6 separate regions of the Mus musculus genome follow, and all the other regions are linked to region 5. A link is a loop called in an ENCODE intact Hi-C map of the cell type or tissue named here. Cell type or tissue: heart. All regions are shown on one strand. Region 1 overlaps Clk3 (CDC-like kinase 3). Region 2 holds the start of Imp3 (IMP3, U3 small nucleolar ribonucleoprotein). Region 3 has its middle 10 kb from the start of Csk. Region 4 holds the start of Gm10658 (predicted gene 10658). Region 5 overlaps Cox5a (cytochrome c oxidase subunit 5A). Region 6 holds the start of Csk (c-src tyrosine kinase).

Region 1 (4,000 bases), 240 kb after region 5:
TTCCTAGGTTAGAGTTCCTGGACCTGTCCTGTCTACATCTGGTCACAGGACTGTGTGTATGTGTCCCTTTATACTCATTCTAGGTTCATGATGAAGAACCTAGAAATGGTTGAATAGAAAATGGGTGCAGGAGGAAGTTTCTCATTAGCACTTCATCTCATAGCTGAGGGGATGGCTGATTTTGGGTGCAATGGTCTTTTTTGAGCAGCTCACTTAATGTGGGAGACCAAGAACAGCAAGCCCAGCTCTGTCATCAATGGCTGAGGTGTAACTTGGGCAACTCCCGAGCATCTTCATATTTCATTTCTGAAGCGGTGCCCTGCATAGCTCAAATGAGGATACCAGTTCTCTGTAACTAAAGCAATTAGAGATTATTAAGGCAGGAACTGGCTCTCCAGAGGGTTGCCTCTCTAACATACAGCTACAGGGAAGGAAGCAGACTCTAGGCTGACAGATGATAAGCAGTAAGTGTTATACTGCTAGGATTGGAGAGAATGATCTGGCCCCAGCATTATGGCACATACAGGTACTGCCTTCCCAGCCAGCATGGACTACTCATGACCCTAGCCGCACTGGGGTAGTTGGTAGCTGTTTGGTGAGAAAGGCCAAAGTCTCATTTCCTTCGGCTGGGATCTCTCAGGAAGACATGGGAGGGGCAAAAGTACTATCAGGCCAAGCCAGCAGCATCCTCAACCTTCTGGCCAAGGGGAGAGGCCACTACTTTAGCCTTCTGAAACAAGGTCCCTCCCCACAGCCGTCTTATCTTTAACATAGATGTAACTCATTTCAAAGGAAGCCCCTGGCCCTGCTGGCAGAGATGAAGTCCACCTCCTCTGGCCCTGCACTGACTCCCTTTGTATTCTTTAAAGGTTCCCAGGACCTTATATGTACCTTTTCCTCTGCCCAAGAAACCAGATAGATGAAGCCTGGCCAAAAATATCCAAAAGCTCATGGGATGCAGCACTGGGCCACATATCCAATGCCACAGCTGAGAAGTGGGTAACCAGGGAGGAGGCACACACTAGCTAAAAGTTCTTGTAGTGATGTCACAGGCTTGTCAAACCCCAAGGATGCCTCCCTTATTTCATGAGATCAGCAAACCCAACACATCCAGCAATGGTGCGGCCCTCCAAAAAGAGCTGCACTAGCTCTTTCAAGGATGTTTGTACCAGCACGCTCACCTGGCATGGTCCAAGCACTCCACCACCTTGCCAAAGGTGCCTTCACCCAGGTTCCCCACGATCTCATCTGTGAGAAAGAAGAAGCTGGGCATGAGAGTCTGGAGGGTAGGAGGGTGGCAGCTCCTGCAAGTTCACAGCATTCAAATCCTCAAAAACAACAAAGGTTCTTGCTCACTGCTACACTCTTTAAAACAGAAGTTGCTAGTGTCTGTGTCATTCAGGCAATTACTGGTGGCCCCACTAAGGCGCCACGCGCACTAGAGGCCCCTCCACGCAGGAGAGGTCTCATCTAACAAGGGGGGTAGAAAGTAGAGAGGTAAAGTTTTACGAAAGGTGGCTGTACATCGCTCTTGGAGCCAATCGCCGATCCGGCACACCAGGTGGCCCTCCTTGTCATCTTCCACACTCCGGCTGCTGCGCTTACTGCTCTGTTGGCTTCTCTGCATGCACCGCCCCCCGAAACGCCATCCGACCAATCGCATGGTAGGCGGTTCCGATTGACAGATTGAGGTGTCAGTCAAAGGCAGAGGTGGAGACGGTGAGGAGCCGGTGGGTTGGTTGGTTGGATTTTCCAGATCCCAGCATTTCATAAGGCACACAGCATATATAACGATAGGGATATTGCAAGGGACACGTCAAGACACAAACTGACTTCAAAACAGAAAAGCAAAAACAGCTACAGGTATGTAAGAAAACTCGGACATTATCTCTAAGAAGAGTGCCACAAATGCTCAGAAAGATGTCCAGCCTATGACACAGAGGGGCCAGGCCCCGAGGACAGCCACAGCCCTGACTCCCTCCTCTTCTAGTCTCCCCCTCCCTGACCCTCCCGTGACTCTGGCCAGAGCTGAAGACGACGCAAAAAAGGCGGCTGGCCCAACCTGGGTCCAGCCTTCTGGACAGGTTGTAGGGCTATCCTGGCTTCAGCAGCAACAGTATGCTCACCCTTTCTTTGCCTGCCTCTGCTGGTCCACACAGCCTTACAACATATTCAACAGCTGCCACGTAGAACCAAGCTACTACCTGCCCCCACATGACATCCTTGGCCAGACTTAACCAACTACCAGAAACAGACTTCTGCCAGCAGCCCTCCTGCCACCAAACTCCAGCAGGAAATGAGCCTGGCTGAGATCCTTTGGGCTGGCCGACCTTCAGGCCCCAAGCCAGCTCCTGACCTGGCCTTAGGACTTGTGCCACTCCTAAGCCAGACCCAGCCCACGACGACAGAGGGCACCAAAAATAAGCAGAGCACCAGACTTGCACTGCCACCCAGTGGCAGCATACGGCACTGTGTGAGGCCACAAGCCATGATTGATTCACCGGCAAGTCAACCTTCAGCTCACACCACTCAGGTCAAGCGCTGGGTAGAGAAGATACCTTCACCAAACCCACCACTACTAAGAGGCCGCTTGGCCAGCAGGAGGACAACACGGGGAGAACAAACAGGAAGAAGAGAAGACAGCACATAGCCTTGTAAACACGAGTGACCTTCCTTTTCCATGGGATTGAATACAGTGTGGGCTCTTGGTCTGTTCCACACACCACCCTAGAATGCTGGCCAAGCTCTGGTCTTTAAGTGGCCTGCAACAAGGTGAGGCCTGGGATCTCACCACGCAGACAGCTGCCTCTCCTTACCGTAAGTAGCACACCTACAAAGGAACAAGGTAGAAGAGAGCCTGGCTGGAGGTCTGATGAGAAGCTTCCAACCTGAGCTGACTGACAGGGCAAAGTGATGTGCTCTTACAGACCAGCAACTTGGAAAAGTAAACACAGAAATTCAAGACCCATATCAAAAAAAGAAAAGCCTAGGAAGCCAGGCGGTGGTGCCCAGCACTCAGGAAGTAGAGGGAAAAGGATCATGAGTTTTAGGCTAGGTTGGAATACATAAGACTTTCAAAAACAAAGAGGAGGTGTAGGGAATGGGGTGTGATACAGTTCAGTGGTAGAGTATCTGCCTCGTATGTATGGGCCCTGGGTTGGACTCCCAGCATTTAAAAAAGAAAAATAAAATTAACTGGTAAAGTGTCCCCTTTTTATTGGGTAATAACAGACTCTGGTCCTCTGGGAGAGGAGGACTGTGGAGATGAGGCTGCAGAGAAGGTCAAATCCACACTCATCAAAGCACTTAGCTATGGGGTGGGCCCGATGGGGACAGACCTGATGTGAAGAAGACCAGGCCATATAGCCCCAAACCACAAACAACAATCTTAGTACCAGCCCTGAGAAGTGTGTCCCAATCATGTGTACCATGTAGCCTGTGTATGGAACAGTGGAAAGATATAGACAGGCTGGAAATCAGCCAACGCCGGAGCCAGAGCCCTTATAGTTGCCACTGGCAAGGGGCCAGAAAATGGAAGGCATACCATCCTTGCTCAGTCCTATACCAGACAGCACACACGCACACACACACCTCATGTGTGTACCCACAATGGTGTATGTACACAGGGTTGCCAGTACTCACCCAGACCAGCTAGCCTGAGAGAAGCGAGAAAGAGGTGAGGCCTTTAGGCCCCTATTAGCACACTCTGGCCACCACTCACCGAGGAAGCACTGCTACAAGACCTGGTACGGCGTTTGTGACAGTGGTGGGCATGCTTGCGGGTACGGTACGGCGCCCTCTCTCGTGACCGTCTCCGATGTCGAGAACGTGAAGACCCATAGCAGTCCTCTCCAAAAGATGGGCTCCGCTCTTCACACCGATACGTATCACTGTCACGGTGTTCCCGGTACCTCCGCTGGTAGGGTATACGATCATGGCTGCCAAGAGGGGGTAGCAAGATGAGTCAAGAAGGCCTACTAGCCAGGTTCCTGCTGCAGGG
Region 2 (4,000 bases), 590 kb before region 5:
GAACTGACTCCTCTCAGACATACTGTTGTTGCCATCTGTCTTAGTTAGGCCTTTACTGTGGTCAGTCACTATGACCAAGGTACCCTTTATAAAGGACCACATTTAATATGAGCTGGTTTACTGGTTCTGAAGTTCGGTCCATCATCATCACAGAAACATAACAGCATCCAGGCAGGCATGGCGACAGAGGAGCTGAGAGTTCTACATCTTGTTCAGAAAGCAAATAAAAGAGGACTGGCTTCCAGGCAGCTAGGAGGAGGATCTCTCAAAGCCCACCCCCCACAGAGACACACTTCCTCCAACAAAGCCACACCTCCTAATAGTGCCACTTCCTGGGCCAAGCATATTCAAACCACCACACCAGGTGCCATGGAGATACTGCAGCTTTGGATCTGCAGGACCAACCCCTTCACATGCTCCTGAAGTTCATAGCTTGCTTTTCAACGTGATAATCTCAGCAAATCATCTTTTGGGGTAGATGAGGAAGCGACACATAGAAAGCATGCATTGTGGGCTGTAGAAGTGACAATACAATATATCCTGCCAGCCTCACTTACAGCAATAGAGAGTAGAGAGACACACCTTCATAACTGATATGGTTTGTGTGTCAGGAGGTTACCCCAACAGGTAGGGGCTCAGTAGAAATTCTTCTGGCCTTCGTTCTGCTTCTGTGATTTCAGACAGGAATTGTTTACCAGACTGTTCACCTCTTACAGATGAAGGTTAGGACTCCTACTTACACTCTGAATTTCTCATCATTGATGGGTACCATCAGTCACTGAGGATTGCAGAAACAATCTCCAGACATACCTGAGTAACACTTTAACTCCAGCACTTGGAGGCAGAGGTAAATGGATCTCTTTGAGTTTAAGGACAGCCTGGTCTATATAAAAATTACCAGGACAGATAGTACTAGAGACATTCTGTCTCAAAAAATAAAATAAAGTAAGACAGCCATGGTGGCACATGCTCACTCATAATCTCATCCTTTTGGATTGAATCTGGTTATATTGTGGTGAATTCATGGCTGACCTGGGCTACCTAAGGAAACTGTGTCAAAAAAATAAGAGGCAGGAATGCTTCCAATCCTGATTGTTTGGTACTACTGCCAGTCCAGTGACAGATCTCATGCTGGCCAGGATGGGACTATTTGTCAACTCTGGGGACCACTGGAACTGAGACATTTGCAGAGTTCTAATCACGTTTTTTGACAGAGATAATCCTCTTATTTATTTATTAGCATTCCACTCTTCTAAAGTTGTGTATGCTTTAAAAAAAAAAGATTTGTTTTATGTGTATCAGTGCTCTTAGCTGCATGTACATGTGCATGTCAGAAAAGAGCATCAGATCACATTATAGATGGTTGTGAACCACTATGTGGGCGATGGGACTTGAACTCATGACCTCCGGAAGAGCAGCCGTGCTGTTAACTGCTAAGCCATCTTTCCAGAGTTGGAGAGATAGCTCAGCCATTAAATAATAGGCTCACAACCAAAACTATGAGACAACTCTTTTAAAGGCAGTAACCTCTCTCTCTGGAAACTGACATCTACAGCTATTGACGGAGCAGACTCTCTTCAGTCACCAAAGACAGAACTCTGAGAGTAAACTAGGTGCTGCCAAGATGGCTCAGCGGTTAAGAGCACTTGACTGCTCTTCCAAAGGTCCAGAGTTCAATTCCCAGGAAAACCACAAACAGGGGATCTGAAGCTCTCTTCCGGTATGAAGACAGAGCAATCATATACACAAAATACGTAAATGAATAAATATTTAAAAACAAAACACAACACTGGACTAGACTAGTTGCATACGCACTGCATGCAAGGAAAAGTGTATTCGCAGGACACGGCTCTCCTTCCGCAATTCTTTCTCCCCCGCTCCCCTTTCAAAACAGGAAGTTCCAGAGTTGGACGAATGAAAAACCGGGGGCGTGTCTTTAACCAATCTTTTGATTGGTCCAGTGATCTAGAGGCGGGGTCTTTCTACGTCGAGGCGGAAATTACGCTAGATTTTCAACGTATTCCCTTTCTCCCGCATTCTCCATCATGGTGCGGAAGCTTAAGTTCCACGAGCAGAAGCTGCTGAAACAGGTGGACTTCCTAAACTGGGAAGTCACCGACCACAACCTCCACGAACTGCGTGTGCTGCGGCGGTACCGGCTGCAGCGGCGCGAGGAGTACACGCGCTACAACCAGCTGAGCCGAGCGGTGCGCGAGCTGGCGCGGCGCCTGCGCGACCTGCCGGAACGCGACCCATTCCGCGTGCGCGCCTCGGCGGCGCTGTTGGACAAGCTGTACGCTATGGGCCTGGTGCCCACGCGCGGCTCACTGGAACTCTGCGACTCCGTCTCGGCCTCGTCCTTCTGCCGCCGCCGCTTGCCTACTTTGCTCCTCAAGCTACGCATGGCGCAGCATCTCCAAGCTGCTGTGGCTTTTGTGGAGCAGGGTCATGTCCGCGTGGGCCCAGACGTGGTCACTGATCCCGCCTTTCTCGTCACTCGCAGCATGGAGGACTTTGTCACCTGGGTGGACTCATCCAAGATCAAGCGGCACGTGTTGGAGTACAATGAGGAGCGCGATGACTTTGATCTAGATGCCTAGCGAGTCTTCTTGTCCTGGCTTCTCAGCTACAGGTCACTGAACCGGGGATGGGGAGGATTGCCCCGGTGTACTGGGAATTTTTCCTAGAATTTGGACTGACAATTAAGTGACTGTGTCTTGAGAGACAGTGGGAAGCAGTTTTGTACCGCACTGGGGATTGCTAGCTTCTTGTGCCTTAAACTTTGTGGTGTAGAAGCAGGAATGTTACCTCTTCCCCTTTGCTTTCATCTTGAAATAGGACCGTCTGGATGGAGAGTTTGAGTTCAGTATATTTATATCGTTTAAAGAAACCCTTTCCTAATGCCAATAAATGTCCCACCGACGTTGTTTAAGTGCACATTTTTGTCTGGTCGTTCTTCTTACCTAGGGTCCTACATAGCCATATCTATTATCTTGCTAGCTGAAGAGCCTAAGGGCAGGAAAAGGGTTGAAGGCGTGAGGCTTTGGAGCCTCACGTGGAGGTTGCAGGATGTTGTACAAGCTGGGCAGATTTGTCACTTAACCAGTCCTTTTCTCGGAATGAATGTTTTGGCAGAGCTTTTATCCACAAGACTTCCTGTTGATATTCCAGCCCCAGGAAATACCATATTAAAGTCCTGGAGTGTTTGCTTGCCTAAGGAAATGATCGCCCTGTAGTTTGGCCAGCTAGTGGTTAGAAGGGACCCAGGAGGTTCCTGAAAACAGATGTTCTTCAAGGTCCTGGCTTCAGAGTTAAGGACACCCCCCCCCCCAAAAAAAAAAAACAAGCAAAAGGGCGAGGTAGTGCTGGCACAGCCTTTAATCCCAGCAGTTAGGAGGTTAAGGCAGGCAGATCTTTGAGTTCCAGGCCAGCCTGGTCGACATGAGGACAACCAGGGCTATGCAGAGAAATTTAGGACTTTAAAAAAAAAAAAAAAAAAAACGCAGCAGAAGCAAAAGGAAAACCATAAAGCAATAGAACTGGTAAATAGAGCACCAAGTTTTATCCCAGACCAAATACAAAATAGAATTCAGAGTCTGGCAGATTAAGGTATTTGTGTAGGGGTTATTTTTCTTCTCTCTCTCTCTCTCTCTCTCTCTCTCTCTCTCTCTCTCTCTCTTTTGAGACCGGTTTTGATTTGAAGCTCAAGCTGGTCTGGAACTAGAAGTGATCCTCCTGTCTCAGCCTCTCCAGTGCTAATATTACAGTGTGCACTGATGAGGCTCAGATTTTATGTGCTTCCTCTTCCTTGCTAGTGAGCCAGGCAAGATAGCTCAATGGGGAGAGAGGCACTTGCTGCTCAGGCTGACAGTGTGAATTTAGTTTTGGAACCCACATGGTGGAAGGAGAGAGCCGACCCTTCCACATGCATGGTACGTCATTTACATTCATACAAACAAAATTTTTTAAAAAGTAAAACTAGGGTTGGAGAGATGGCTCA
Region 3 (4,000 bases), 130 kb after region 5:
CACAGGCTCCAGCAGGCCTGGAAGGAAAAGCCTTTTGCCTTCGATCCTTAAGCCGCTTAGTGATTCCTCCGAGTGGCAGGGAACCAGCGAGGACAGGGACTGGTTCTTTTCCTTCTGACTCCATCGGCAGGTGGCACAAAGCCTCAAGTAGCACACACCTGAAAATTAGTGAGCAAACTCGCCTTGAGCTCTCTGGCTGTCATGCCCGCCATAGGTCTTAGGACCCCGGATCCAAGGAGGAGTTCCACGCCTGCCTGCCTTCTGTCCGACTTCCTGGAGCCCAGCCATAACTACCCTCTTGCCCTCCAGGAGCTTCCTCCCGGCATGGGGATAACTTGGCGGGAGTTGTTGGGGCTGGCGGTCCCCACTCAATTCTCTCTTTAGTCAAGGTCAGTTGTGGTTGGAGACCTGCCTCTCAAGCCCCCAGAAACTGTCCGCCCTGACCCCTAAGGCCATGTTTGCCTCCCCAAGCCTGTTGTCTGGCAGCCCTGAGTGCTGTGCTCGCAGAAGCTAGTAGTTTGTCACCTCTTACTCCGTAGCACCATTCTTCCATGGGGCCAGTTAGCAATGAGAGGCACCGTCAAAGAGAAGGCAAACTTGCTGATCAGGTGCAAGGACTGTTCTGTCCCCATCCTCCTGCACCCCCCCCCGGGGGGCCTTGGGGATGGGGGCTTCACTTGTGCCAGAGTGAAAGATTGAAGGGGAAACGGATGTCCCATGTCCCGTGACTGAAACACAGCCTGGAGCAGCTGGTCGGTTCCCTGTGCTGTTCGCTTCCAGACAGCTAGAGTGGGGATGCGAAAAGGAAGGGAAGCCGTGCCCCAGGACTTGGAGATTGTTCTCCCCAGCAGAAGGAGGAGACCAGGGCCCGCATCCTGTTCACACCACACGGGAGGCCTCTTCTTCCTAGCCGCCTGTCTCCTTTCCAGTGTGGCTCTGGCTGCTGCTGTTTCTTTTAGGAGCAGTGCATTTATTTAATTCTTGCTGATGTTGGAAGAGGTCGCTTTCTGTTGGTTGTGACTTAGATCCTGATCGCTAGCTACCCCAGGGCAGCCCGCTCCACGGACTGGGGCTATAGAAGATGAGGTGAGGTCTCGTCTCAGTGGCAGGTGCTACATTCTCTCTTTCTCTTTTTGTTCTTGGTACCCGGGATGGAGCCCAGGCTCCTCACACAGAACAAGCAAGTGCTCTATCCACCATTTAGCTACATCACGGGACATTTTTGAAAATTTAATTTATTGCTTGTGTGTGTACAGGCCTTTTCCCTGCGTGTCTGTCTGTCTGTCCACCACCTGCATGCCTAGTGCCCTTGGAGGCCAAAAGAGGGAACTTTTGGGTGGTTATGAGCTGCCAAGTGGGTACTTGGAATTGAACCCAGGTTCTGGAAGAGATAATGGTATCTTTAAAGCAACTAGTATCCTTAACCACTGAGCCATCTCTCAACCAGTATCCTTATCCACTGAGCCATCTCTCAAGCCCCTGTATTTTCAATGTGAAAGTATCTCACTAAGCATCCCAGGGTGGCTTTGGAGTCATTCTGTAGCCCAGGCAAGCCTTGAGCTCTTGGCTCTGCTTCAGACCCCAAGTAACTGGGTGTCATTAGGCTTTCCTTACATTTGTTGTTGTGCTGAGATGAGGGCTCTCTAGCCCTGCCTGTCCTGGAACTCTCTACTTAGATTAGGTTGCTTTTGAATTCATGGAGATCTACCGGCCTCTACTTCCCAAATGCTGGAATCAAAGGCATGTGCCACCTCATTCATCTCCTTCATAAATTATTATTAAAAAAATATATATATACATGCCTGTAGTCCAGCACTAAGGAGACAGAAGTAGGAAGAACAGGATTCAAAGTTATTATCAGCTACATATAGTAAGTAGGAGGCCAGCCTGGGCTACATAAGCCTGTCACAACAAGTGAACAAAACTAAAAGCAAGGCAAGTGATTATTATACCAGCACAATTAATGATAATATTATTAATGTTTTGACTCTGACTCTGATTCTGTAGCCCCAGACATCAGAGTTTGCTCTGGCTAGCAAATTTGTGGCAATCCTCCTGCCTCACCCTCTCAACTGATGGGATTACACTTCAAGGGGAGACGATAGAATTACGCCATTGTTACGCTGCCCTCACATTTCTCCTGATTTCTCTTAGAATTATGTTTGTCTCTGATAATGAGACAGCCACTAGTCTCATCAGATCCGAGAGGCAACAGCGCCCTCTGGTGTCCAAAGCTCAGACCCACAAAGGGAAGAACAAGAGAAGAGGCCCCAGGAAGGGCAAAGTCACATGACCCTGCCCCAAGGTGCCAGACCAAGCGCTGGGATAGTCTGTCAGACAGTGCTTGCCGTTCTGGGAAGCTAGGCAGTTAGGAGCCTGCAGAGACGCCGTCGCAGGTTAGACTAACATCAGGGCCTGTACTGGCCAGAGCCAGCCTGGACCGAGAAGAAGATAAAGTCCTTTCCATAAAGTTCTGAAGCACTAATCATCCTTCCACGGGATGGAGGGAACAAGCCTTTCCAGAAACCACGGCCAAGGACTCTGGGTGGCTTTAGAAGGGCATTTTGGAAGGGCGTTTCCATCTACAGGGGGTCCCCCTTCCTGAAGGGACACAGCCAGGTCAGCACATGGGTGTGCTGGGTGGCAGGACATCTTGGGTTCCTTTCCTTGGGCTGCTTCTGATCCTAAGGCAACTGCCATACTGGCTCCTGGCACCAGCACTGTTGGCAATCCCAGGATTTTTCTGAGTGAGGACAGGTGAGAAGGGCACTTTGTTGAGCACTTACTGCGTGCTAGATGGTTTTTGTTGTTGTTTTGGTTTTGATTTTTCCAGACAGGGTTTCTCTGTATAGCCCTGGCTGGCCTGGAACTCACTCTGCAGACCAGGCTGGCCTCGAACTCAGAAATTCGCCTGCCTCTGCCTCCCAAGAGCTGGGACTAAAGGCGTGCGCCACCACTGCCGGGGCGCTGCATGGTTTTTAAATTATCATTTGATCACGATCCTTCGTATAAAACGGGAGCATCTAGATTGTCTTTGGATGGTGAGGCTGATTGACAGAACTGTGCAAACCTGCGCTTTCTCCTGCCCCACAACAGGCCTCGGATGGTAGCTGTGGAAACCAGAGCCCCCACTAGCTGTTTTGGTTGGCAGAGAGGAGCCATGAGTAGGAGGAGATGGTTGCCTCCTGCCTGCCCACCCCACTCCCATTTATCATATGGTAGCCACTCGTGCTCCTAGCCTGTTGGAAATTGGGTAGGAGGTTCTGACTCCTGTCGTCTCAGGCCCTCAGATGAGAAACAGAGAAGGGTCCGGAAGGTGGGCAGGAAAGAGGCTTTAGAGTCCTCTCTGAGCTTGCTTTGGAAAATGTGGTTTGACCCGAGCCCTTTGAGAGGCAGCTCAGGGCACTGGTGCCAGACTGGGGCGTCGTACGCTGTCCGGCAGTTCTCTGCCAGCAGCAAGAGCTGCCAGCAAACCCAGGATCAGCTGTGGGTGTGAGAAACAAGCCAAGCAAATGCAAACACCAGGGCTGGAGATGAGTGACTGAGAGGGGTTTGTTGAGGACTCCACTTCAACTTCTAGCACTTGCAGCAGGGGACTCACAGGTGTCTGCAGCGCCAATTCCCGGGCCTCCCACACTTCTGGCCTCTATGGTGGGCACTGCACTTGGGTGGATATACCTGTGGATATGCTCACATACATGTAATTAAAAAGAGGGCAAATCTTGAAGAAAATGTAAAAAACGACCTCTTTCCTCAAGGGAAATATGAAAGAATTTATTTCAGCCTAGGAACGGAGACTTAGGCTCCCCCCAAACTCCATGGTCCATTGTGGCAGTAAGTTTTGTGAAGTTTTAAATATAGAACTAAGAAAGTCATAACACTTTTCACATCATGGGTGAGTTCATAAAGGTAGGCGGTTACAGCAAATTGGGGACATCTCGGCTATCAGCCTCAGATGCTGTCTGATGGCATTCTTAGTTTTCGGATTGGTGGAAGGTAG
Region 4 (4,000 bases), 450 kb before region 5:
ACCCCATAGCGGCTCAGACAAGTGCCAGTTTTCCAGGTTTTCGGAATTCATGGCTGAAAGGCACCTTACAATGTAGACTGGACACACGTTTAACAGCCAGGAAAGTCTAGACGTTGCAGCCAATCGCTACTTACCTCTAATCCAACCAAATGCTAGCCAGGCCGGACTCTGTTTAGCTTCTGAGATATGATGCGTCCAAGTGGTAGGGCCATAGACTGTTACAGGTTTCTCCAGACCCAGCTCCAAATGGGTTGTGTGTGAAGGAAACCGGGGCCGTGTAGTTAAGATGCACCTCCTTTAGCTTCCACCCTGCGGAACTCCAAATCCCAAAAGGCCTAAGTCCGAAGTCCTCGAAAAACTCCAAGTGGCGGTGTGAGAGATGTAAGAGCCTCTGCTTTGGAGGCGACTCTTACTCGTGGATAGTTTAATTATTTATTTTTATTTCGGTGGAGGCAAGGGGCGATCAATGAAGGGGAAGGGGCGGGGAGAGAGAGGAGGCGGACCCATTGGGACTGACGTATACGCAGGAAAGCCAATAGATACTGGGGGGCGTTCCCTCTCATTCAGGACTCCTCGCCTGGTTCCGGAGGTATGTTAAACAGCTGCTTTTAATTTGGTCTCCCCAATTTCGGTATTTTGGGGGTCTAGTTCTTTGGTCGCTTGCTTTGGCTGCACAAAGTCTGTGTGGGTGCTGCAGTCCCCAAGACAGAGCTACGGGGAGGCTCGGAGTCCCGCGGTTGAGGTAGGCTAGGGGCAGGCCAGGAAGGAGAGCGCTTGGCGCCGCCCGCTCGTAGTGTGTTTCCAAGCAGGGCTGGAACGGTGGGGAGGGGGCTGGCCCGGCCTGGGTCGCCCTCGCGCCGGCCGCGCCGCCCAATTTATTTTACCAAGCAGTCGGTTTCGATAGGTTTAGGAAGCTCATTGGGGAATGGGCCAGCAGAAGACCAACTGCTCTTGTAAATGCTTTAAAAATATTTTAAAAAATAATTATAAAGAAGAAAAAGAGGGAAGAGGGCCCTGGTTGCGGCGAGCGGCCTCGGCAGGGGGCGGCGGCCGCAGCCTGGCCAGTCGGGCCCACCGAGCTCACGGTGTCCGGAGTTGGTCGACCGCTGGAGTTTAAGAGCAAGCCGGGCCCCACGGTCTTTCTCCGCTAACCACGCTGGGCGAGTGCAGTGGCCGCCCTGAGCGTTTGCTTCTGCCGGCAAACTTGGAAGGGTCGTGGGCGCGCTCTGGGGAGGCGCGGGCACCGTGGGCCCGCGGTTGTTAAGGACTCTGGGGGCGGGGGCAATGGCTGTATTTGCCGGAGGAGACTTGGGGCGGGAGAGGTTCCAGCCACTAGCCTGGGAGCTGCCGGTGTGTCCGAACACGGCATTTTAGCAAGTACTCGGCTGCAGAACCGGCTAGACTGCGGTCCGGCGTGGAGCGCTTGCTGAGTGTAGAAAAGCTCTAGGAACTCGGCGGATTCAATTCGCGGCCCCAGCTGATCCCCTCGCAAACATGGAGCTGCCTCCTTCCCCGCCCACCTCACGGCCGCGGCGGCTGCTCCCCCTCCCTGAGTAGTGTGTGTGCTGCCGGGGCTCCCTCTTCCGCGAGGTGCCGCTGCGTGCCACAGGGCCGCGTACGGGGAGGGGGCAGCCTTGTGCGCGCGCGCGCTCACGAAGGGGTGGCCTGAAAGGGGCAGTGAAGGTCGGAAACTGGGAAAACAGACTCCACGCTTGGAATAGGGAAAAGGAAATGCATCAGCGGGCGGGGAGGGGCGCGCCTGTCAGCCGGATGGCGGCTGCGGGCCGAGAGGCGGGGCACCGGAGCAAACTGCGTGCAGTGGCGGTGCAGGCGGGGAGGGCAGGCGCAGGGCCAGTTCTCGAAATGCGCGGCCATCTCTGCCTCCATTGCCTGGCCAAGACTGTTTACTATCTCTTGCAGGGAGCTTGTGCAACCGGCCTGGAGGGGACCCGAGAGGGGCGGGGACATTTCCTCTTCCACCCACTTTGGGTTCTCCAGAGGCTCCGCCTTCTCTTGTCTTTCACTGGTTGGATTCGAGTCCCTCTTTCCCTTCTCGTGTATGCATTGGATGATATTCTCTAGAGCTCCGCCTATCGGGAGGTTGGACTGGAGTTTAAGTTGCTAAAATTTTTTTTCTTCGAAGGGCGGAGGGAGGATTCCTGGGGCTTACGTGAGGTACAAGCCCCCGTCCCTGTTTCTGATTGGCGAATTGGATAGGCCTTCCCCTTCTGGGGTAAGCTAGGAGGAGACGTTCTCCTCCCTGCCCCCCCTTTCTCGTGAGCGCGCTCAGCACATGGTTGAGGCCCTTTTAGCTCCCTGCAACTTCCCTCCCGCCCGGAAGTCTCAGGCTCCGCGCCCTTAGTTAGGGGGGCGGGGAAAGCCTTGGAGGCACACAAAGATTCTTCCGAGTCTAGGGATCGGCTAGCCTTCGAGGTGAAGCCCGACAATTGCGCTGTTACTCCAGAAAGCATCGCTCCAGGGCTGCTGCACGGAGGGGAGGGAATGAGTTCTACCCTCCAGCCCGATCAACTTTTGCTGTTTTTCTCCGTGCCCCTTGACTTCCTTAAATTTAAGTTTCAGAAAGCTTGGACATTGGCCGCATCCTTAATTCCTTGTGCAAGGCAATCTTGATCCTTAGTCGGCGGAATCTAAGATTATGACAACCTAGTAATGGAACCTTTGGCAAGATCTACGATACCTCGGTCGCTGCAGTCAAGGGAAGTCCGTGAGGCTCATTTCTAGCAAGGATTCGGGGGTGTTTGTTGATACCGTGGTGGGAGTGCTGTACATTGTATGGTAGGTACCCAGCCTGGTGGGTAAGGCAGTTCAGTTAAGGATAGGCATCTGTCAGTTTTGGAGTGCTACTTCAGCCTGGAACGGTTTGGCTAGTTTTTCTTATTTTAGAGCACTGTCCTGGAACAGGGCTTGGCTTGGCTACCGGTGTGGCTGCTCCCACCTGTCGGCCACTCTTGGAGTTCACAACTCTTTACTATGGCCTCACGCCGTGAAGCCATCCTAGGAGTTAGACCCACCTGTTGCCAACACTTGTTTATGGCAGTCTCCGCAGGATTTACAGGAGGACAGTATTGGATTTACGAAACGGTTCCCCGGTGTCGTATCTCCTGGGGACACTCGACTCTAGGGAGGTTCCCTCTCCCCCTTTTGCTCTAGAATGCGGTAAGACTAATCCCACCTAACCTCTCATGGCACAGCGAAAGCCTCCCCAAAGCAAGGTCGGCATCGGGCCCACGCCTTACTAGTGAATAAATAAAAGAACTAGGTCTTTATTATTATTATTATTATTAATTAATTAATGTATTATATGTAAGTACACTGTAGTTGTCTTCAGACACTCCAGAAGAGAGCATCAGATTCCATTACGGATGGTTGTGAGCCACCATGTGGTTGCTGGGATTTGAACTCAGGACCTTTGGAAGAGCAGACGGCGTTCTTAGCCGCTGAGCCATCTCACCAGCCCAAGAACTAGGTATTTCAAAGCACTTTTTGTGTTCAGGCATTGTTACTTACCCAGAAGGCTTAGAGACCGCCATTAACTCACTCTGCTAAGGAGGAATGCCCACCCCCCTTTTTTTTGAAGGGCTGGCCTTAGGGTTCCTAAATTCAGACTATTCCTGCCCTTTCGCGAATGGTTGCGATTACAGCCCTTCCCCTTGAACAGTCATTCTTAAGACCATATCCTTCACACAATCTGGAATTTTTACTCCTTCTGTGAACGTAAGTGCACACTCAAGGTTTATTTATGCAGTGGTCTGTGTGAGGTTTTCAGCCTCTCTTCCTCCAGTTTAAAATGTCCCTGGATCTACCCGACCAATAGAGTATACATTTTCCCTTCATGCTCCGCCTTCCGGAGGCTTGCCCAGGCGGTGACATTTAAAGGCCTCCGCTGGGTTATCTCCGCCCCCTGAGGGCTGCAGATTCTGGTTGTCCCAGTGTCACAGTATTCAGTCAGCCCTAGTGACCAGCTAGTAATATCTGGGCT
Region 5 (4,000 bases):
CTTTCAGTCTCTGGGCCGTGACCGTTCCCTGCGCTGACCCCGCAGCCACCTGACCGGGAGTGGCCCCCGCCGGCCTGCGGCATCTTGGCGAAGGTGACATTGAGCCTCCGGGCGCGCCGCCCGCCTCTGCGTTTCCTAGAACACAATTTGATTCCCCAGTGGGACACAATACCCTTTTAGCCCTGATCAGGCAATTCTCTGCTGGCATTTTTGTGTCACCTTCATAACTGGGTACGGCCACGTTTGAGGACTGTTGAGCCACATTTTAGCCCTGCGTTTCAAATAGATAATTTAAAGTGTGGTTTCTTGCGGCTTGTAAGAGAGCCTGAACATTGACAAATATTAATGGAAAGAATGATAACGTTTACAAGATTGGGTACCAAATACTGAGGAATACTGGGTGTACAAACATGGGAAAGCTTCGTGGATTCCCCTCCACCCGTTTAAAATGAGAAGCTTCAGTGCTGACTTATGAAGTATTATGTTTGGTTGCTTGTTTCCCCTTCTGTGTGATCAGGAGATTTTGTGTCCCATCACTGTCCACCCCCATTGCTGAGGGGGAACCAAGGGCCCTGCATTGCTAGATAATTGCTCTGCCACTTGGTGTGTTCTCAGACCCTCTCCACTTAGCACGGTACATCTATCTTACTTTTGGTTTTGTTTGGTTGTGGTATGTGTCAGCTGTGTAGCCTGGCTGTCCTGGAACTCTTTGTAAACCAGGCCGGCATCGGCCTAAAATAAATAGGAGTATTTTATTTTAGAAACAGGGCCTCTATAGCCCAGACTAGACTAGAACTCAGAATGGTACTAAAAGGGCTATCGAGGAACTTATTGCATTCCTCTTGCCTCCTAAGTGCAGGGATTAACCTTGGGAGCCACCACACCCGGCACAGGCATTATACTTTAATCACAGTAGTTGTGTGCTTGGATCCTGGTCTGAGATACATTAGTGTTTTATGAGATTTAGTTCATGTGTGTAGATATAAAAATAACTTAGCCAGGTACGTTGGGACCAACACTCACAGGGAGGTTTAAAAAAGAAAAAGAAAAAGGTGGATCTCTTTGTGTTCCAGTCTAGCCATGGCCTCACACACAAAGAAGGGCCTCAGACACTCCAAAATTGTTTCCTTGATTACTGGAACCTAAAGAATTTTTTTTTGGCTTCATTTAGTTTGTCTTTTGTAAGGCATTGTATTAACAACAAGAGAGTCGACTGTAGGGAGTTTAGGATTTTTTGGTGGGAAGAGGTTAGATAGCATCTTAGATAGTCAAGGGTGGACTCAAAAGTAGCTGTGTAGTCATGATCGTCCTCCTGCATCCACCTCTGGAATGCCTAGGACCACGGGTGTGTGCCACCACACTCAGCTTTGGAATGCATTTAGGAAACCTGGGGAGTGCAAGGGCTCATAGGTTAAGAGTACTTGTCATTGCAAAGGACCCAGGTTCGATTCCCAGCACCCTTTTCTGACTTCCTTATGCACCCCACAAGAAGTACATACACATAATGCAGGCAAAAATACATAAAAAGTAAAATCAAAAAGAGAAACCAAGTAGATGCTCATATTTTACAGAAGAAACTGATGCCTACCTTGGGAAACTGACCTTTTTGTTAGTGATGGAGCTATTTTCTCTTTCTCAGTTAAATTTGAGTTATCCTGCTGCTTTTTTGTGTCTTATTTGCTAAGGCAACAAATGCTTTTTTTTCTTTTCCCATATAGATAAATATCTCGAGATTTTTTTATTTCTGACTTTTGAGTTGGGGTACTGTCTGGAATTGACTGTGTGATTAATGCTAGCCTCAAATTTGTAGTAGCCCTTCTGCCTCTGCCTCCTGAGTCCTGGGATTATAGGTGTAACACCATACACACTTAGCTGAGATTATACGTGTACACACACATGGTTTCTCTGTGTACCCCTGGCTGTCCTGGAACTCACTCTGTAGACCAAGCTGGCTTCAAACTCATAGAGATCTGCCTGCCTCTGCCTCCCAAGAACTGGGATTAAAGGCATGGACCACCACCCAACTAAAATATTTTTAAAGGAAATTTTCTGCTTTTTCTTTTATTTCTCTTTTTTGGGGGAGAAGGAGCATTGAACTTTGGGAGTTTCTTATGAAACAGGGAAATTTTCTTCCTTTTTTTTCTTTTAAGGAAGTTCTGAAAAGGACTACAGTTTATTGTTATTTAAGTTCTTGTCTAGATTTCTCTTCCAGGCTTTCTATTCACCCCCTGGTGTGCAATTCAGAAACAAAGGCTTTTAGGTGATTCTCCTTTATACCTAAATACTTCCACAAGGGGGCAGTATTGGTTGTAAATAGTGTCTCTTTAGCTGTGTGACCTTGTATACTAATTGATCTTAAGCCTTTCTAAAGTTAAAATAATGTTTTTGGTAGCTCTGAAGTTTACATTTGATACTGCAACTCTTGCCTGGCGCAAAGGCTTAATATGGTCATGCCTTGCTAAATAATAAAATGGAGACTGCTAGGTACCTCTTGCACATTAATCAATTTTGTCACTGGATGTCTTATAGGCTATTCCATACCTAGGCTTTGAAGTCGGGTTCACGTGTCCTATATTTGGTTCATGGTTGGCAGAAAATTTCTAAACATACTTGGTTTATTGTGATGCACTTCATTTTTAGGTTGAGACTTGTTACTGGTATGAGATCGTTTTTGTAATGGACAGTGAAAAAGGCAAGCAGGGTGTGGTGGCACATGTGCCCTCAGTCCCAGTGCTTAAAACGTGGGCAGATTTTTGAGTTCCAGTCTAGCCTGGACTAACAGCACAGCCAAGGGAGATGTGGGGAGCAGGAGGAAGGAGAGGAGGAGGAGGAGGAGGAGGAAGCTGGACATGGTGGCTTACAGCTAGGGTGGCTGAAGAAGCCAGGAAGAAGAGCAGGTTAGTGTGGTGTACAGAGTTGAAACCCTGTTCCAATAAAAGGAAGAGATGTGGCAGGGTGGTTGTGGTGGTTTTGGGGTGCATCCTCTGTTAGCAGTTTTTCAACCTTCCTAGTGCTGCAACCCTTTAACACAGTTCCTCATGTTGTGGTGACCCCCACATAACAGTTATTTCATTGCTACTTCATAGCTGTATTTTTGCTACTGTTATGAATTGTAATGTATATATCTGGTGTGCAAGATACCTGATATGGGACCAGTGGGGGTCCAGACCCATAGGTTGAGCTACTCTATAGCTCTCTTAAGCTAGGCTTGTAGGATTAGTTTCCCTAGCCAGTTTGCGCTGGGAATCCTCTGCCTTCTGGGAGCAGAATTATAGTTGGGACAGCATGTACACCTAGCATTTTATGTGGGCCTAGGTAGCCAAACTCTGCTGAGCCATCTTCCCAGTTCCTGATTTCTTTCCTTTCCTTTCCTTTCCTTTCCTTTCCTTTCCTTTCCTTTCCTTTCCTTTCCTTTCCTTTCCTTTCCTTTCTTTTCCTTTCCTTTCCTTTCCTTTTCTTTCATTCATGGGCAGGGTCTCATGAGCTCAGGCTAGCCCTTGAATCTCAGGATGCCCTTAAACTCCTAAGTTAATGTTTTAAATAAAACTCTAGTCAACCCTTGAAATTATAAAATCCTGGCATCCTTACCCTGAGAGCTTGAAAGACCCTGAAGGGTGGAAGATAGGTGTTTGTTTGTTTGTTTGTTTTCTTCTTCTCTTGGTAAAATGCTGAGTTTAAGTAGCATAGCACTTTGTATTGCTTGCTAGTGCTTAACCTTATGTCCTCAATCAAGGTCTGTGTCTGGCTTTGCGCCCTCAATCACCCTGGTGTCTAACTTGTTAATGCAACTTGTATATCATTTGCTTCTGTCCCTCATTCCTAGAATTACCAGTGCCAAAAGGGACTATTCTTGGGACCTTTTGGCCTGATTATCAAGCAGAAAACTATCTGTTTTAACCAAATGTGAACACAAAAGATTAATGAGCCCCTTACTTTATTTATTTTTCTAAAGTCATAGTGTTGGCTTTTTCTAGGCGAATGCCATATCCTTTTGGGTGGC
Region 6 (4,000 bases), 120 kb after region 5:
AGGAGCCTGGAATATGACCTGCCCCTTGGGCCTCAGTTCCCTGCTATACAAAATGATCAAAAAAAAAAAAAAAAAACTCCTACTTAAGCTCCAAAGATCCAGTGACTGGACACACCCCTTCCAAATAACTGGTCTGGGTCCTGAGAAGCCTGGGAAAATAGACTGATGAGGATGCTGGGGGTGGGGGTGGGGGGAACGGGGTACAGTACCAATGCCCAGTGTCACCTCTACGCAGACTGGAAGCCCTGCCCAGTTTCTCCACCCAAGGGTCAGAGGTCCCTTGCTTTAAGCCTGATCCTCTGGCAGGTCAAGGGTGACAGGCTTAGTTCAAGGACCCGGCCTTCTATCAGGCACAAAGGGAGGTGGCATGGCCCTGGGCTGCTTGGAGCCAATAGAACCTCTGTGCAACGACTGAAGTAGAGTTCAGAACCAGACAAGCCAGGATACCTTCAGGGAAGCCCTGAACGGGAAAGGGCAAACGCCCGGGAGTCCGGCCCATACCACTTCTCTTCCTCCGGGGTCCAGCCACTTCCCACTCTGCTCTCCTCACGGGAGTTGGGGGGTGGGAAGGTAGGACTCTGCAGACCTAAGCCAATTCTCTCGTGGTGCTGGGTAGTACTACCTCCCTTGTGGCTCATTCCCAGTAGTGTTCTGACAGTGATTCCCGGGAGAATTCGAACCCGTTTGGGAGGTGGGGGGTTGGGGGGATGGGTGTGGGCGCGGCGGTGGTGGCTACAGAGGCGGGACGAGCGACCTCCTCCCTTCTAGGGGGCATTAGGACACCCACCTCCTTTGGGGCTGCCCAGCACTCACCTCTCTGGGGGCACTGCGGTCCAGGCCTCCTCACCGAGGGCGGCATCAGTGGCCTGCAGGACAGTCCATGCGGCCAAGGGGGAGGGGAGGGGCACAGGGGTCCCCAGGGGGTGCGGTACAAAGAGGTGTATGGATGCGAAAAGAGAGGGAAGGGGAGCCAGACAGGCAGGGGGACTGCCGCGCAGCCCCAGGCGGGGAGGGAAGAAAGGCGGGGGAAGGGGGCGGGAGGGAGTCCGGGGGGGAGGAAACAATGTAGCCGGCGCGGCCCCGGCAGAGTTCCGCTTCCGAACGCGGCCACGGAGGTTCGGTTTGGGGACGTCGCGCCGCCGCCGGGGGGCCGCCCCGGGCGTTCGATCGCCGCTCGCAGGGCTTGCCTAAGCCCCACACCCCGGAGGCTGGGCGGCCAGAGGCTGGCCAGGCGGGAGGGACGGCTGGCCCGGGGACGGCCCCGACGGCGGCGCGGCCCGGGTTGGCCCTGCTCGGACCCCACCCCGGTGGGATTCCCCGGGGCAGGGCGCAGGGTGGCGCGGAAGCGCAAGGAAGGCAGCAGGCTCAGCGGCGGCGGCCAACCTCAGCTCGCCCGGGCTCCGATGGGAGGAAGCTCGCAGGCCTGGTGAGAGGAAGCGCGGCCCGGATCCTCCGCCCGCTGCGGCGCGCCTGCGCGAGGGGGCCTGCCGGGCGAGCAGCGGGGCGTGGGTCGGCGCCCTCTGCTGGACCTTGGAGGAAATGCGGGGGGTGTGTCCGCGTCTACGCCCTGCCCCCACTTGCTGGCCTTCGCGAAGGCTCCCGAAGGTCCTTTCAGAGGGCCACCAGCATGCTAGAGCCAACCTCTCAGCTTCCTCTAGGCGAAGCTTCCTTGCTAGAGTGGAGGTTAGGCCTAGACTCTTCTGGGACAGTAAGCATGCATTTACACGGCCCCTGCTCTGTAGTCTACCACCGTCTCTGCTTCCTCCTCCTCCTTCTCCTCCTCTTCCCCCCCCCCCCCCCCCCAGCGAAGTTTTCTTTCTATAGTGGAGGCTAGGCCTAGACTCTTCTGGGACAGTAAGCATGCATTTACACAGCCCCTGCTCTGTAGTCTACCACCGTCCTTCTCCTTCCTTCTCCTCCACCTCCTTTCTCCTCTCTCCTCCTCCTCTTCTTCCTTCTCTTCCTCTTCTTCCTTCTCCTCCTTTGTAGTTTTTTTGTTATCTTTTGTTTTTCTGAGACAGGGTCTCACTATGTAGCTCTGGAACTTGCTCTGTAGACCAGGCTGGCCTCGAACTCATAAAGATCTGCCTGCTTCTTCCTCCCAAGTGCTAGAATTAAAGAGTGCATTTCCGGGCGGTGGTGGCCCACGCCTTTAATCCCAGCACTCAGGAGGCAGAGGCAGGTGGATTTCTGAATTTGAGGCCAGCCTGGTCTACAAAGTGAGTTCCAGGACAGCCAGGGCTACACAGAGAAACCCTGTCTCGAAAAACAAAACAAAACATAAAACAAACAAACAAAAAGAGTGTGCATCACCACTACCCGGCCGGAGTCCACTTCTTAAAACCTCTATATCTGCCAAATTCTCATGAGGGGTTGTTGCAAAAATATTGTCACAAAGAACAAATTGATAAACAATGAAAAAAAAAAAAAAGGTACAAGGTCCACAAGAAACAGGAAAGAAGGGAACATGGGTTGATTTTCTAGATCTGGGAACACAGCAGGGAGACCTGACTTACTTCGTGTGTAGGGGAAAGCAGAAAGAGATGCGGTCAGTCCTGCAAGCTACAGGGCCAAAGAACCACAGAGCTTCTTGGAACTCTTCCGGGCTTTATTTTCAGCTGAGATGCAATAGGGAAGTTGTCACTGGCTGTGTAACAACGTCGGACCAGTTAGCTAATCTCTGTCTGTCCTTTTCCACTGTGGTTTGGTAAAGTGAGCAAGAGCGGTACCACCAACTTTGTAAGGTTTTGTGGAGAGGAAATGAGTTAATAGGTTTGAAGTGCTCGGTGCGCAAGTGGCACGTGGTGAGTCCTCAATTAAACACGGGCTGTTATTATGCACCATTGTTAATGAGGAGTCCGGGATCCTCCCGGAGCAATTTGCTCTCAGCTACAGGAGCAAGCAGTGCTCCTGTATGGGAGGGCCACAGAATGGAAGCACAGTGGCTAGAGAGAAGCCAGAAAGTCCGTTGGAGGTGCTAGGTGTAGGAGCACTTTCTAAGGACCAGGACTGAAAGAGGGTACTAGTTTAGGAGCAGGGGATGGGGGTGAGGGAGTGGGAGGGGGATCTTCAGATGGGAGAGGAGACGCTGCTGGCAAAGACTTGGAATGCAATGTAAAGTGGTACTGACTGAGGGGAAGAAAGGGGCTCTGTGAGAAGCAAGGTTGCAGATTGCAAATAACTTAAAATGTTAGAAGCAGGAGTTGGATATGCTCAACTCCCACCCCAGACGACAGGTTGGTCTTCTCACCCAGCATGCCTAGTACCAGTTTGCTTACAGGGAACTGGTTCTTTAGGGACACCTTTGGTGGAGGCACCTAGAAGATCTCAGAGTTAGGTGTGACACAGAGGGGGGGGGGGAAACAGATATTTGGGGACCGAATCTCAAGGTTAAATCTCAAGAGCTGTGTGGCTTTGAACTAGTTACCTAAGGTCTCTGAGCTGTTTCCTCTTTGGTGAGATCAGGCTGAGAGCATGCCTCTTTCATGAGAGATGGTGCAGATTCAGCAAGATAACAGGCCTGGAGTGATGGTGCATGTGTGTGTGTGTGTGTGTGTGTGTGTGTGTGTGTGTGTGTGAGAGAGAGAGAGAGAGAGAGAGTGAGAGAGAGAGAGAGAGAGAGAGAGAGAGAGAGAGAGTGTGTGTGTGTGTGTGTGTGTGTATCAGACTTCACTTTCTTTCCTTTGAGGTCAAGATGGAATGATAACATGGCCCCAGTTGGGGATGCTGCTGCTGCTCAGCCTGAAGGAAAGGGCTTCAGCGGGCTGCAAAGCCTTCTGGGAGGGAGAGACTGACATCACCTCCACTCTGTCTGATAAAAGGGGGCTGAGTGGTGGGGAGGCTGTGGAGACTTGGGGGGCGGAATACCTGAGTAAATATGCTATGTTTTGCTCCAGCTTTATCACCAATACATCTTCTGTTACCCACAAACACTACCCCCTTAGTGTGCTGGGGCCCAGAATGTGAACTTTGGAATCAAATAAACCTGTATTTGAATTCT

The links. Peaks named below come from ENCODE experiments on the same cell type or tissue, not always from the same donor. Only the 100,000 strongest peaks of a DNase experiment are listed, where the experiment ranks them.
Region 1: it touches region 5 in a loop (3.0-fold over the local background); 8 of 42 quality-filtered maps call a loop at or near these places.
Region 2: it touches region 5 in a loop (2.8-fold over the local background); 2 of 42 quality-filtered maps call a loop at or near these places.
Region 3: a loop joins it to region 5, with 5 times the contacts of the local background. A loop is called at or near these places in 19 of 42 quality-filtered maps.
Region 4: a loop joins it to region 5, with 2.9 times the contacts of the local background. A loop is called at or near these places in 5 of 42 quality-filtered maps.
Region 6: it touches region 5 in a loop (2.3-fold over the local background); 19 of 42 quality-filtered maps call a loop at or near these places.

Annotation. Positions count from the first base shown.
Region 1 is chr9:57,757,103-57,761,102 of GRCm38, forward strand. Clk3 (CDC-like kinase 3) reads right to left here. Exons shown (of 13, transcript NM_007713.5): 3 at 3,722-3,938; 4 at 1,525-1,621; 5 at 1,182-1,248. Among named protein-coding and RNA genes, the nearest start is that of Clk3, 6.0 kb to the right of the region's middle. In heart, a CTCF peak has its summit at 2,458 (motif pointing left); DNase peaks (open chromatin) are centred at 673, 1,649, 2,369 and 3,681; H3K4me3 peaks cover 259 bases; H3K27ac peaks cover 1,886 bases.
Region 2 is chr9:56,935,462-56,939,461 of GRCm38, forward strand. Imp3 (IMP3, U3 small nucleolar ribonucleoprotein) reads left to right here and starts at 2,039. Exons shown (of 1, transcript NM_133976.2): 1 at 2,039-2,937. The coding sequence starts at 2,046. The coding sequence ends at 2,600. In heart, CTCF peaks have their summits at 2,284 and 3,230; DNase peaks (open chromatin) are centred at 1,930, 2,220 and 3,180; H3K4me3 peaks cover 2,579 bases; H3K27ac peaks cover 1,606 bases.
Region 3 is chr9:57,653,698-57,657,697 of GRCm38, forward strand. No RefSeq gene overlaps it. Among named protein-coding and RNA genes, the nearest start is that of Csk, 10 kb to the left of the region's middle. In heart, a CTCF peak has its summit at 2,243 (motif pointing left); DNase peaks (open chromatin) are centred at 2,254 and 3,454; H3K4me3 peaks cover 427 bases; H3K27ac peaks cover 487 bases; H3K27me3 peaks cover 1,558 bases.
Region 4 is chr9:57,071,475-57,075,474 of GRCm38, forward strand. Gm10658 (predicted gene 10658) reads right to left here and starts at 492. Exons shown (of 3, transcript NR_045886.1): 1 at 135-492. It overlaps 2700012I20Rik (RIKEN cDNA 2700012I20 gene), which reads right to left. Exons shown (of 2, transcript NR_152107.1): 2 at 3,729-4,000. It also overlaps a transcript of Sin3a not described here. In heart, CTCF peaks have their summits at 1,580, 2,122 and 2,972; DNase peaks (open chromatin) are centred at 537, 1,667, 2,067, 3,897 and 2 weaker places; H3K4me3 peaks cover 4,000 bases; H3K27ac peaks cover 3,848 bases.
Region 5 is chr9:57,521,683-57,525,682 of GRCm38, forward strand. All of the region lies in intron 1 of Cox5a (cytochrome c oxidase subunit 5A), which reads left to right. Among named protein-coding and RNA genes, the nearest start is that of Cox5a, 2.5 kb to the left of the region's middle. In heart, CTCF peaks have their summits at 2,279 (motif pointing right) and 2,478; no DNase peak of the experiment used is centred here; H3K4me3 peaks cover 2,205 bases; H3K27ac peaks cover 1,379 bases.
Region 6 is chr9:57,644,182-57,648,181 of GRCm38, forward strand. Csk (c-src tyrosine kinase) reads right to left here and starts at 1,472. Exons shown (of 13, transcript NM_007783.3): 1 at 814-1,472. In heart, a CTCF peak has its summit at 1,524 (motif pointing left); DNase peaks (open chromatin) are centred at 330, 900, 1,500 and 2,690; H3K4me3 peaks cover 1,923 bases; H3K27ac peaks cover 1,974 bases.